2 separate regions of the Homo sapiens genome follow, and region 1 is linked to region 2. A link is an interaction called in ENCODE POLR2A ChIA-PET data of the cell type or tissue named here. Cell type or tissue: IMR-90. All regions are shown on one strand. Links, peaks and the distances in the headings refer to the core of each region. The heading gives the core; the rest is flanking DNA.

Region 1 (5,380 bases), core at 278-5,277, 71 kb after region 2:
CAATCTTAGATATTTGGGAACATGAACAAGAAACAACTGATATGCTAATTATAAAGCATTCTTCTCCATGCCTTTTACCATAGTCCCAAAGAACTTCCATTTGACCATACTAGCTCCTTAATAGGGGAAGTAACCTGAGAATGGCCTCATTGGTCTTTCTTAAAAAATAGTGTTGAGTTTAAACATCCCAGGAATTCAAATGAGCCTTTGTTGTAACTGAACTGAATTGGTGATATCAGTTTTGCTGAGCTTATGTATAAAGTTATTTTTAAACAGTCTATAACAGCGGTTCTCAAAGTGTGGCCCCAACCACACCAGCATCCCCTAGGAACTTGCAAATTCTTGTGCCCCACCCCAGATCTACTGTATCAGACACTGTGGGGAGGTGGTGGCGGTGGGGGAGCAGAGATATGTTTTAACCAGCCCTCTAGGGGATACTGAGGCAGGCTCAACCCTGAGAACCACTGTCTCCAGGGGCAGGATCAGATATGGGGAGGAGCAGGCCCTCCAAGCAGGGGATGAGTGGAGCTGAGTCTGGAGCAGTGGCAAATGATGAAAAACTCACACGACTCGATTCTCTGGCCTTGCACAAATGGAGAGAACTGATAGGGGAAAAAATAGAGCTCATCAGTGGCAGGAATGACTTCCTGCTAGTCTACATGCCCTTGGTATCATGGAAGGAAATCCAGGCCTCCAAACCTGCCTTCAACATATCTTTGTCATTTTAGGAAAGTGGTTTAATCCCTCTGGGCTTTACATTTCTAGCCTGCAAGGTGGGCAGAGTTAAGGAATACACGAGATTTTAGCAAATCATTATTGAGCCCTTATAAAGTCCAAAAATTCCATTATGTCATTTAACTCACACCACAATCCTATGAGGTTGCTATCATTACTATCGCCATTCAACAGGTGAAAAAACAGAGGCACAGGTAAGTTAGTTCATTTGCCCAAGGTCACACAGCTATGAACCCAGGCAGTCTGACTTGGTATCTCCCCTCTCAGCCACCTGTTGCAATTTAGAAATTGCAAACCTCGCTACAAAGAATTGTGGGAGAGACTAAGTTTGTGCTGAGAAAGGGCCAGGATGATGAGACCCAAGTAGGCTGGCATTCTGACTCTCGGCTGCTAGCTTGTCTCTCGTGGCTGAGGGACCACCAGACGATAGATCCAGGACAACCTCAGGTCTCTCATCCTTTGAGATGACTGAGTTAAGGATACAGAAAATGGCTTAGAGGCAAGAAGAGCACATTTCATCCTGACACATGTTGAGAGGGCTCCTTACCTGGACATCTTGTTTTCATGGAGTGATAATGATACTGTTTGCTTAAAGGGGCTGGCTACTGGTAGAAACCAGTCCAAGAGCCAGGGATGCTAGGGAGAACAGTGAGGGAAGAAATGCTCCTCCAAGAGGGGCTTCACAAAGTGCTTTCCAACGGATGAGAAGGTTGCAAACAAGCTCTGTGAACAAGAATTTTCCTTCCTTCCTTCATACTGCTGCGAGAATATCTCCCTACAGTGCAAATTAGAACCTTGAACTCCTCATCTCAAGAACCAGTAACGGGTTAGGTGCAGTGGCTCATGCCTATAATCCCAGCACTTTAGGAGGCCAAGGCGGGAGGATCCTTTGAGCTCCGGAGTTCAAGACCAGTCTGCGTAACATAGTGGGACCCCATCTCTACAAAAAATTTAAATATTTTTAAAATGTCTTAAAAAGAACCAGTCGTGGCTACCCATTGCCTCCAGAGTGAAGTCCCAACCCATAACCTGGGTTCAAAGCCACCCATGATCACCCTAAACTGCCTTTTGGACCTGATATCCCCCTCCTTCCTTCAGTGTATCATCAGGGTGCCTGCCGGTGCTCCCCAGACCAATCCAGGTGCATTTCTATCCCTCTCCCTTTCCCTACTTTCATGTCAATTCACATTTGTAAATGTGGAGTGGGGAGCCCCATTGATATATCATGGTGTTACCCAATGGGGTGTAGTTTGGTGAACTGACACGAAGTCCCTTTTGTGTGGGAGGGAAAGAGCTGGAAATTTCATTCTGTAGAAATAAGAAGCCAGACAGACAACTCACTTTGTATTCAGACAGCCCTGGCCAAAGAGTTTACAGTTCCCAGCTATGCAGGAGGGAGGGTGAAAATAAGTAGATGATGACTGGTCACTGATTTTTTGTCTAGACCCCCTGATGGGCTCCAAGCCAGCTGAGTCTCAATCATGTGAAGAGGAACAGGGTTTTCATTTGAGCGAAAAACTCACACCACTCATTCTTGGGGGTGTAACTGAAACCACAAATCTAGCATGTTCTAAGGAACATTATCAGGCACAGTCAGGATCCAGTTCAAGATATATCTAGTTGACCAAACACATTCCTTATATAGGCAGTCATTCAAGAGCTCCTACGCTCAGAAACTGCTATCAGTACATGACGTTCCTTGTTATTCAGTGTTCTTTTCCTAATTTTCACCATTTTAATGTTTATTTCCTCTTCAATATATGAGTATATTAAGTATGTAATCAAAGTATATAAGTTAAGAATAGTAAGTGTGCAAACTCTTATGTGCTTCCCTGTCTTCACATGGCAAAAAAGTAAATATTTCTATTTTGGCTGAAACATAGTTGATACTTACTAAGTTTAAATTAGCATCTAAAGCCAGGCTCAGCAAACACTTTCTTTGGAGGGCCAGGTGATAAATATTTTAGGAGATGTGAGCCAAGAGCCAAAATTGCAATATCATGTGGGCACTTTATGTAACAAGAGAGAAAACAACTTTCCATGGGTTTTTTAAATGAAATTCAAAAGATAATAATAATTGAGCACAGAGTTTTTTTTTTTTTTTTTCCAATATAGGTCTACTAATGAGAAAAGCAGAAGGGGTTCTTTCTTGGGAGAAAACATTTCACTGAATTGGAGGGCAAATGTAAAATCCAGTCTTCATTCTCATGGGGCTTGCGAGAACAGACAGTGGCTGGGTTTGGCCATGGGCCGTAGCTTACTGATGCCGGATCTCAAGTCCACATGATGGAGTAGAAAGAACTTTGGCTTTGGAGTCAGGTTTGGCCTTTGTTCAAATCCTAGCTTTGCCTCCCATCAGCTGTGCATTACTGAGCAAATCACTGAATCTCCCTGACCTTCAGTTTTGTAATTTCTAAGAGAGAAGATAATGATTTTCCGAATAGAAAAATAACTCTAGAAGGAGAAATAACTCTCTCGGGCTTATGTAAGGGGTAATAGTAATGCGAGCAAAGTCCTGAGCACAGTGCTGGATGCAGACACGCTGTAGGGACATGACAGCCATTGTCGTTTCCATCATCATCGGGGCTTACAGGAGCAGGGGATAACTCCAAAATGACTCAAAAGATTGTGTGGATTGAGAATGTCAAGTTCCCATTCTTTAGAGGATGAGAATAGGCAAGTTATAAATGTGCGATGGATGGATACCTGAATGAACCAGTGAATGAATGAGCATTTAGCAACTTTCACTGCTCCTGGGAACTGGCAGAAGACAGAAATCTAGAGCTCTCACAGAGAACTTCTCCCAGGCACACTCACCCTCCCCACAAAGCCCCAATCCTAACTGAAGCTGAGGAACAACATGAGTTGAGGTCCACCTTGTCATGGTTTCTGAGCAGGCCAGTGAAAATGTTACTGGCAGTAAAAGACAGATAAAGGAGCCCCAGATGGAAAGAGGATGACAAACAGCCAGGCACTGGCTACATTAACTGCTGAGAGGCCCTGTAGGGAAGCTGCTTCTCACCTCTAGCCATTGGGCATGCTGCTCCTTTGCCATGCCAGAATGCATTCTCCTGGGAGCCCTCCTAGCCCTTCAGACAATTCCCTGAGTTTAGTCTCCCCACCCGACCCAGCTCAGTTCCCATAGAAAGCCACAGAGCCAAGGGCGGCAGTTTGAATCCCAGCTCTGTTTCTTGGCTGTGCCCCCCTTCACAAGCTATTTTGTCTCCTTGGGCCTCGCTGGTCTTATCTATAAAATGAGTGCATTTCCTGTGTACCTACATCTCCTATCCAGAGGATTGCTGTGAGATAAATAGGAATGTGGTTGATCCCTAGAGCCCCTCATCCCTCAGAGAGGCCTCTCCTGCTAAGGTGGTCCCTGCTATCCACCCCCAAAGTCACTCTCCATTCCCTTACCCTGTGATTGTTTTCCTAGTATTTATCACACTCCATGATTATCTCATCTGTTTTTTTATATATTTATTTTCTGCCTCCACACACACAAAGCTCCAGTTTCCCTGAAGGCTCTGGCATTATCTGCCTGGGTCACTGCTGTATCCCCAGCATCTAGTCCAGGGCCTAGCACACAGTAGATGCTCAGTAAACATGGATGAGCCCCTGAAAGGCAAGAGTGTTTTGAAAGCTCCCAAGAACTTTCCACAACTGTCTCTGGAGCCCAGCTCTCTGCTGCACTTAGTCTAAACCTGTCTCTAAGGTGCAGACAGATGCATCATCTGCTAGTGTCTTCCACACTCATCTGTTGTCCCCTAAGTAGGAAGTATGAGGTGGGAGGGCAGAGGTTTCCAAATATTTATTGTTCATCTACTATGTGCCTGGCACCGAGGAGATGTGAAAGCAAGCATAGTTGGATGTGGCTCCTGCTTCCATCTAGTGTAGAAAGAACAGGTATCAAACAACCATACAGAGAAAGGTAAGCAGAGAAGCTTTATTATGGACTTAATTGCCCCTGGAAGGAGGTCAGAGAAGATTTCCCAGAACCAAAGATCTTTAAGTCTCACATCTGAAGAATGAAAGGGAGTTAATCAGGCAAACAGGAACGGGAACAATGTACCAGACATCCTGAACAGCAACGGCAAAGGCCTCATGGCAGGGTGGAGCATTCCTTCATTCAGCAACTATTGATGGGGAATTTATGTGTGCGGGGCCCAGTAGAGGGTCCTGGGTCAGAGCTGCAACCAAGCAGCCTCTCTCTGCCCTCTGCAGCTAGCCGCTTAGTGGAGAGAACAGATATAAATTAGATAATTCCATAGGTATTTAAAAAATAATGTTAGCTAACATACATGGAGTCCTTTTGGGGGATCTGCCAAAATCATGCATGGGTTCCAAATAACTTATGTAGATACTTGGCCCTGGAGGAGATGGAGCACTCTTTAGACATGGAGGGCTTGGTGACTTCCTTCCAAAGAGGATAGTATGGAAGTGGGGAGAAGAGTCACTTTACAGTGAAGAATCTGACAAACACTGCCTCCACCAGAAGGTCAAAGTCAACCGCAACAGTGACAAGTGAGGGCGACAGTATGTACCCTTGAAGGATGTGATAAGAGGAGCAGTTTGCCCCGTGATCTTCCTCCCAACGTACTCATCATAGTAACATCAGGCAAATCCCAACTGAGGGACATTCTACAAA
Region 2 (5,380 bases), core at 176-5,175:
ACCTATGCTGTTCTCTTGATAGTAAATAAGTCTCATGAGATCTGATGGTTTTATAAAGGTAAGTTCCCCTGCACATGCTCTCTTGCCTGCTGCCATGTAAGACATAACTTTGCTCCTCCCTTGCCTTCCACCATGACTGTGAGGCCTCCCCAGCCATGTGGAACTGTGAGTCCATTAAACCTCTTTCCTTTATAAATTACCCAGTCTCAGGCATATCTTTATTAGCAGCGTGAGAATGGACTAATACAGTTGGATTCTGAGATTCATTTCTCTTGAGTCTGGATGAGAAGGAGTCCACTTTAGTGATAATTGAGATATTGGGTAAAAGAGTCCTTTGGGGGAAGGAGAAGATATATGGATGAAGCCTGAAAAAAACTGTAAAATGACCAAATGGAACTGGCAGGGAAACATGAATCATTCACACCTTCATTAGAATATGCAGCACTGTGTCAGCCATGCCTTGAGCATAGAGCCATCCTAAACCATGTGGGGGACACCAAGAGAAGCTTCTGAGGATGCTCCCCAGCATACTCACAGTTATGAAGACTCCACCTGAGTCACTGCAGCAAGTCAGTGACATCTTAGATGATAGAAGATGGGTCACTTACTGGCAAGCCTGTATCAACACCCCCCCTTAGCAACTGTCCCTATCACTGGCCAAACTTAGGTACTACACGATCTGTAGATGAATCACTTCTAAATTAAGCATGAAGATTTCCAAATTAGTTCAAAATGATCTAACATCTAGACAGAAGGTACATAACGGAGGACGGGAACATAAGGAGTGGGAAAAAATAGAAGGTTATGTTCTTTGAGAAAACAATTTATTTTCTTTTGAAAGGCAGGACCTATTTTTGCAAAAAATGACTGACTCACTTTATTTTTTGGATCATTGTAAAGGAAAGAGAGTGTGTGTAATGCGTTGCTTTACAACCAAATAAAGATGTCATGTGGACATTAAGCTTTCTAATTTGGTTTATATTATTCCAGCTACAATCAAAATGCACACGTGAATCTAAGATTGATTCATTTCTGGGTTGGATTGCCTAACGTTCTTTCTACTGTTATAAGTAACTTCCCGAAAAACCTTTCTCATGCTTTCTGGGACTCAGGAGCATAGTTCACCCTAAGATGCCCTCTGACCTGGTCACCCCAATTCTTCCTCTTGTACCCAAGGGCTGTGAGCCTCACTGCAGGATTACTGGCTCTTTGGGAGTAAACTAGGAAGTTCCTGAGTTCTCGAAGCCTTTTGTCACAGCTTTTCCAGTTCCTAGGCATGTGATGGGGGACAAGCATTCATGGTTATTACCAGGAGCTCAGAGAGACCAGAGTTCAACTCCCATCTCTGCCACCTGGCTCGGCATGACCACAGACAAGTTGCTTAATCACTTTGAGCTTCAGCTTCCTCATCTGTGAAATGGGAGTACTCAGAGGCCCTAACTCTAGGATTATTGGGAGGATTAAGTGTGACTATCTTTGTAAAGGGCTTGGCTCAGTGTCTACCCACATGGCAAGAGCTCCACAAATGTTAGCTCTTACTCTTTCTAATGGAGGAGTGTTTGGAGTTATTTATTTAGATGTCCTAGAAGTTAAGCCACTGGAATCTGATACTTTTGGTAATAGAGAACTATAAGCGCCAGCCAGACTCAATTTTTCTTGCCTCAAGGCCCATTCTTTTCCTGTCACAATGCTCCCATTCATTACCTTTTGTTGTAATTGTTTGTTTAACATCTGTCTTCCCCAAGAGAGTGAATCCTGTGTGTCTTTTTACATTGCTGCATGCCCAGCAGAACTCTTGATACAGAAAGAGATGTGCAATTGTTATTTGTTAAATGCCTGAAAGACTGCTCCACAGATTGAATAACTGAGTGATTCAATGAAAAAAAGAACAAACTAAATGATAGAAATTGGCCATTTATATTCAACTGGAGTATATAAAAGTAGTTTGCTAGCATGACAAGAGGTAGGACTACAGAATTGTAAATTTTACCTAGGAAATAGTAAGGTCTTTAGAGGAACACATAATAACTATTTCTGAATATATCGAAGAGTTTAATTCTGTGTTTGCTACCCATCAATGATGGGATAGGGAGGAACACCCTACTGCAAAGCATTACTCACTTCACACTCACATGGCCCTCAAATTGTACATCCCTTCCACCCTCCGTCATAATCCAGGATCTGTTTGACAGCTTCTGACTTCAGTGTGACTATCCATGTCAGATGACGTCATTGCTAAACCATGTGTCTTGGGTTGTGAGAAAAGCTAGGAGAATCAACAGGAAGGCCCAAAACTTTTAAAGCTTAATTTCTGATAAGTAAGAATCTTTCCTGAAATCTCCCACCCACTCTTTTCTTCTGGGTGAGCTCATCCAGTCTTTCCAGAAAGACTGATCAGCAGCAAGGCATTGCTGGACTTTGTCAGGGGGATTTGGTGTCTTCATACCTTGTTCATCAGCCACGAACACACTCATCTTTCAGAAGCTTTGGAATTCTGCCCGTGGCTGTCTGGACATTCTGCTGCATTCCCAAGGGGCCTCTTGGGATGTGCATGGTTAGCCACAGAAAATCCAAATTATGTTTTTAAATTATTACCTGCCTTGTGTGAACAAACTAAAATGGCCATTGAGCAACATGCTGACTATCCTATTTTCCTCCTAAAAATCTGTGGTTGTGATAAGTGGAACAATTATTTAATGCCATTTTTTGTCACAAGCGAAGAATGGACTCCCAAATGCAGCCTGGGCAAAATCTCTTTTTTTTTTTTTTTTTGAGACGGAGTCTCGCTCTGTCGCCCAGGCTGGAGTGCAGCGGCGCGATCTCGGCTCACTGCAAGCTCCGCCCCCCGGGTTCACGCCATTCTCCTGCCTCAGCCTCCCGAGTAGCTGGGACTACAGGCGCCCGCCACCACGCCTGGCTAATTTTTTGTATTTTTAGTAGAGACGGGGTTTCACCGTGTTAGCCAGGATGGTCTCCATCTCCTGACCGCCTGAGCAAAATCTTAAATGTCACTGGGAAGAGTTTCTCAGAGAACCAAACATGATAGCTAACTACCTGGCAATTGGCAAATAATTATACAGCTACCAAGTATCAAACACCTTCTCCATGCCAGGCACTAGGCTGCACGCTGGTTATTTAATCTGTGTGCCAGGACTATGAGGTTGGTAGTATTGCCTCCATTTTATAATAGGTGGATTGAGGATCATGGTAAGTAGCCAACCAGGGATTTGAACCAAATTTGTCTGACTCCAAAGCAGGAGCTTCTACCCCCTTACAGGTCATACCAGCTTACTGAGATAGGAGGGGAGGGCCACTGCCCACAAAGTGGAATATAATGGTGGAATCAAACTTAAGCAGAGTACCATAGTGCCTAAAATACGGAGAGGAGAGGAGGAGAAGGCCTCTCATGCGCATGATCCTAGCTTTCTAATAGATTAGCTGTCATCATGTGGGAAAGGGAGAGCCCTTCAAATAGATTCCAGAGGCTGGAAAAGCACAGAAGGGTGACAGCCCCAGGAAAGCAGATGTCAGCCCAAGGTAAAGAAGAACGTTCTAACAATCAGAGCTGTCCAAAAGTCCTTGGAACTGGCTGGTTAAAAAAAAAAAGGGGGTGGGGGTGGGGGAAATGAGCTGCTTGCCATGGAAAGCATCCAAGCAGAGGGAAGCACACCCTGTTGGGATGCTACAAAGTTAGGGGATACGATACCTTTGAGGCTCTGTCCAGCTCCCAGCCCCTCTGTTTGCTTTGGGAAGATGCTTACTAATCCCCCTTGCCTGCACGCAGCTACTGCCTGTTGCAGATATGCATGTAAAAGAATCTTTGCAGAATCAGTCTGACATGACAGTTTCATCTCCCTGGTGATGAAGGAAGCAATATGGGGAACTGTTATTATGAATTCTATTCATGACAAACAAGGAAGAACTGGGTGGACATTAAAAGGGAAGGGAATCTTGGGAGAGGCAGGAAACTATGGGTGTGGCTCTGTGCCAGGCAATGGGTGGGTGCTCTATGCACATCATCTCACTTCAGCTGGGTACCTCCCTCTTGATGCCGGGCTCATCATTTCCATTTCACAGCCAGAACAGCCCGGGAGAGAAGTCAATTTGCCTGTGGCCACATAGCTAACGAGTGGTGGAGCTAGGGTTCGAACTGAGATATGCCTGACTTGGAAACCCTCACTCTTTCCTCAGAAGTATGCTGCCCAACCCAGCGAGGGGAAGGTGAGACAGGGCACTGAGAGGACAGTAGGCAGGACAGGTAAACTTTGATGGGCAGCAGATGAATAATGAGGCTGCAGCACAGAGTGGGACACAAACGGCTAGGACACTGGGTCAGAGGGAGGGGCTCGGGCAGGTAATCTCATCATTGAGGAAGGACGTGAAACTGGAAGAAAATGGATCAAGGCAGACATCCCCTTCTTCACAATTGATTCTAATTTTGGCCTTGAGCCCAAGCTACAGAAATTGATTCCAATCACAAATGATGCAGGGTCACAGATAGGAGCTCAGACACAGGTAACATTCAGAAGCGTCTGCACCATTTTTTTTTTTCTAGAAAATGACATGATTTCAACATCCCATGGGGCAATGTTACCAGGTAACATTATGTTTCCCAGAAGGCTTTGGAGAATTAAAATGCCAACATGGCAAACAGAATGGAAAATGTGATAATGGGAAAAATGCTAAGGCTTTAATTATACTGATTTTATCTCCTCTCTGTCTCTTAAAGTCTCCTGGAGAACACAGGTGCTATAAGACTTCCCTCCTCCGCTCACTAATTAGAGATTCCCTGATGGGAACATGCCCAATTTTCCCTATTTACTGGTGGGTACAAGGTTATTCTAAAATGGAATGTTATTCTAAATAGGCTACATAATTAGGTTATTGAGGGTCACCTACAATTAGCCCACAGGTGTTAAGTGATGGGTAGGGAGGAGAGGAAGTGGTTTTTATCTCTATCACAGATCCTGTAGCATAGCACAGCTTGGCACACGGTAGACACCCAAGAAGTGGTCGCTGGTATTTTAGCTATGGTTTTTACTTTTTCTCAGTGTTAACTTTGAAGTCTGACCCATGTGAGTTCAATTTCGGGCTCTGCAACCAGCTATGTGACCTTGCAAAAACTACTTAACTTCCCCAGGGCTCAGTTTGCTCTTCTGTAAAATGGAGATAAGATCGCCTGACTCAGGAGAGTGTCAGGAGGATTCAGTGAAATTTTGTGTGGATAGAGCCTGGCAACATCATGTTGGTGGTAGCTCAGAAATAGCACCTGGTACCAATTATCCTGAGCGTGTCCCTTGAAGCTGACAGTTCCCTCTTTGACAGGCCAATGTAAATCCACAAGCCAGCCCCCTCCAAGCTACTTCACCCCTGCCACTAC

Evidence for each region. Peaks named below come from ENCODE experiments on the same cell type or tissue, not always from the same donor. Only the 100,000 strongest peaks of a DNase experiment are listed, where the experiment ranks them.
Region 1: POLR2A ChIA-PET joins it to region 2 with 5 read pairs; 3 of 35 experiments call an interaction of 5 or more read pairs at or near these places.

Annotation. Positions count from the first base shown.
Region 1 is chr3:8,558,558-8,563,937 of GRCh38, forward strand. All of the region lies in intron 4 of LMCD1 (LIM and cysteine rich domains 1), which reads left to right. Among named protein-coding and RNA genes, the nearest start is that of LINC00312, 11 kb to the right of the region's middle. In IMR-90, for the core only: no CTCF peak of the experiment used is centred there; a DNase peak (open chromatin) is centred at 2,244; H3K27ac peaks cover 504 bases.
Region 2 is chr3:8,487,976-8,493,355 of GRCh38, forward strand. All of the region lies in intron 3 of LMCD1-AS1 (LMCD1 antisense RNA 1), which reads right to left. Among named protein-coding and RNA genes, the nearest start is that of LMCD1-AS1, 11 kb to the right of the region's middle. In IMR-90, for the core only: no CTCF peak of the experiment used is centred there; a DNase peak (open chromatin) is centred at 2,226; H3K27ac peaks cover 373 bases.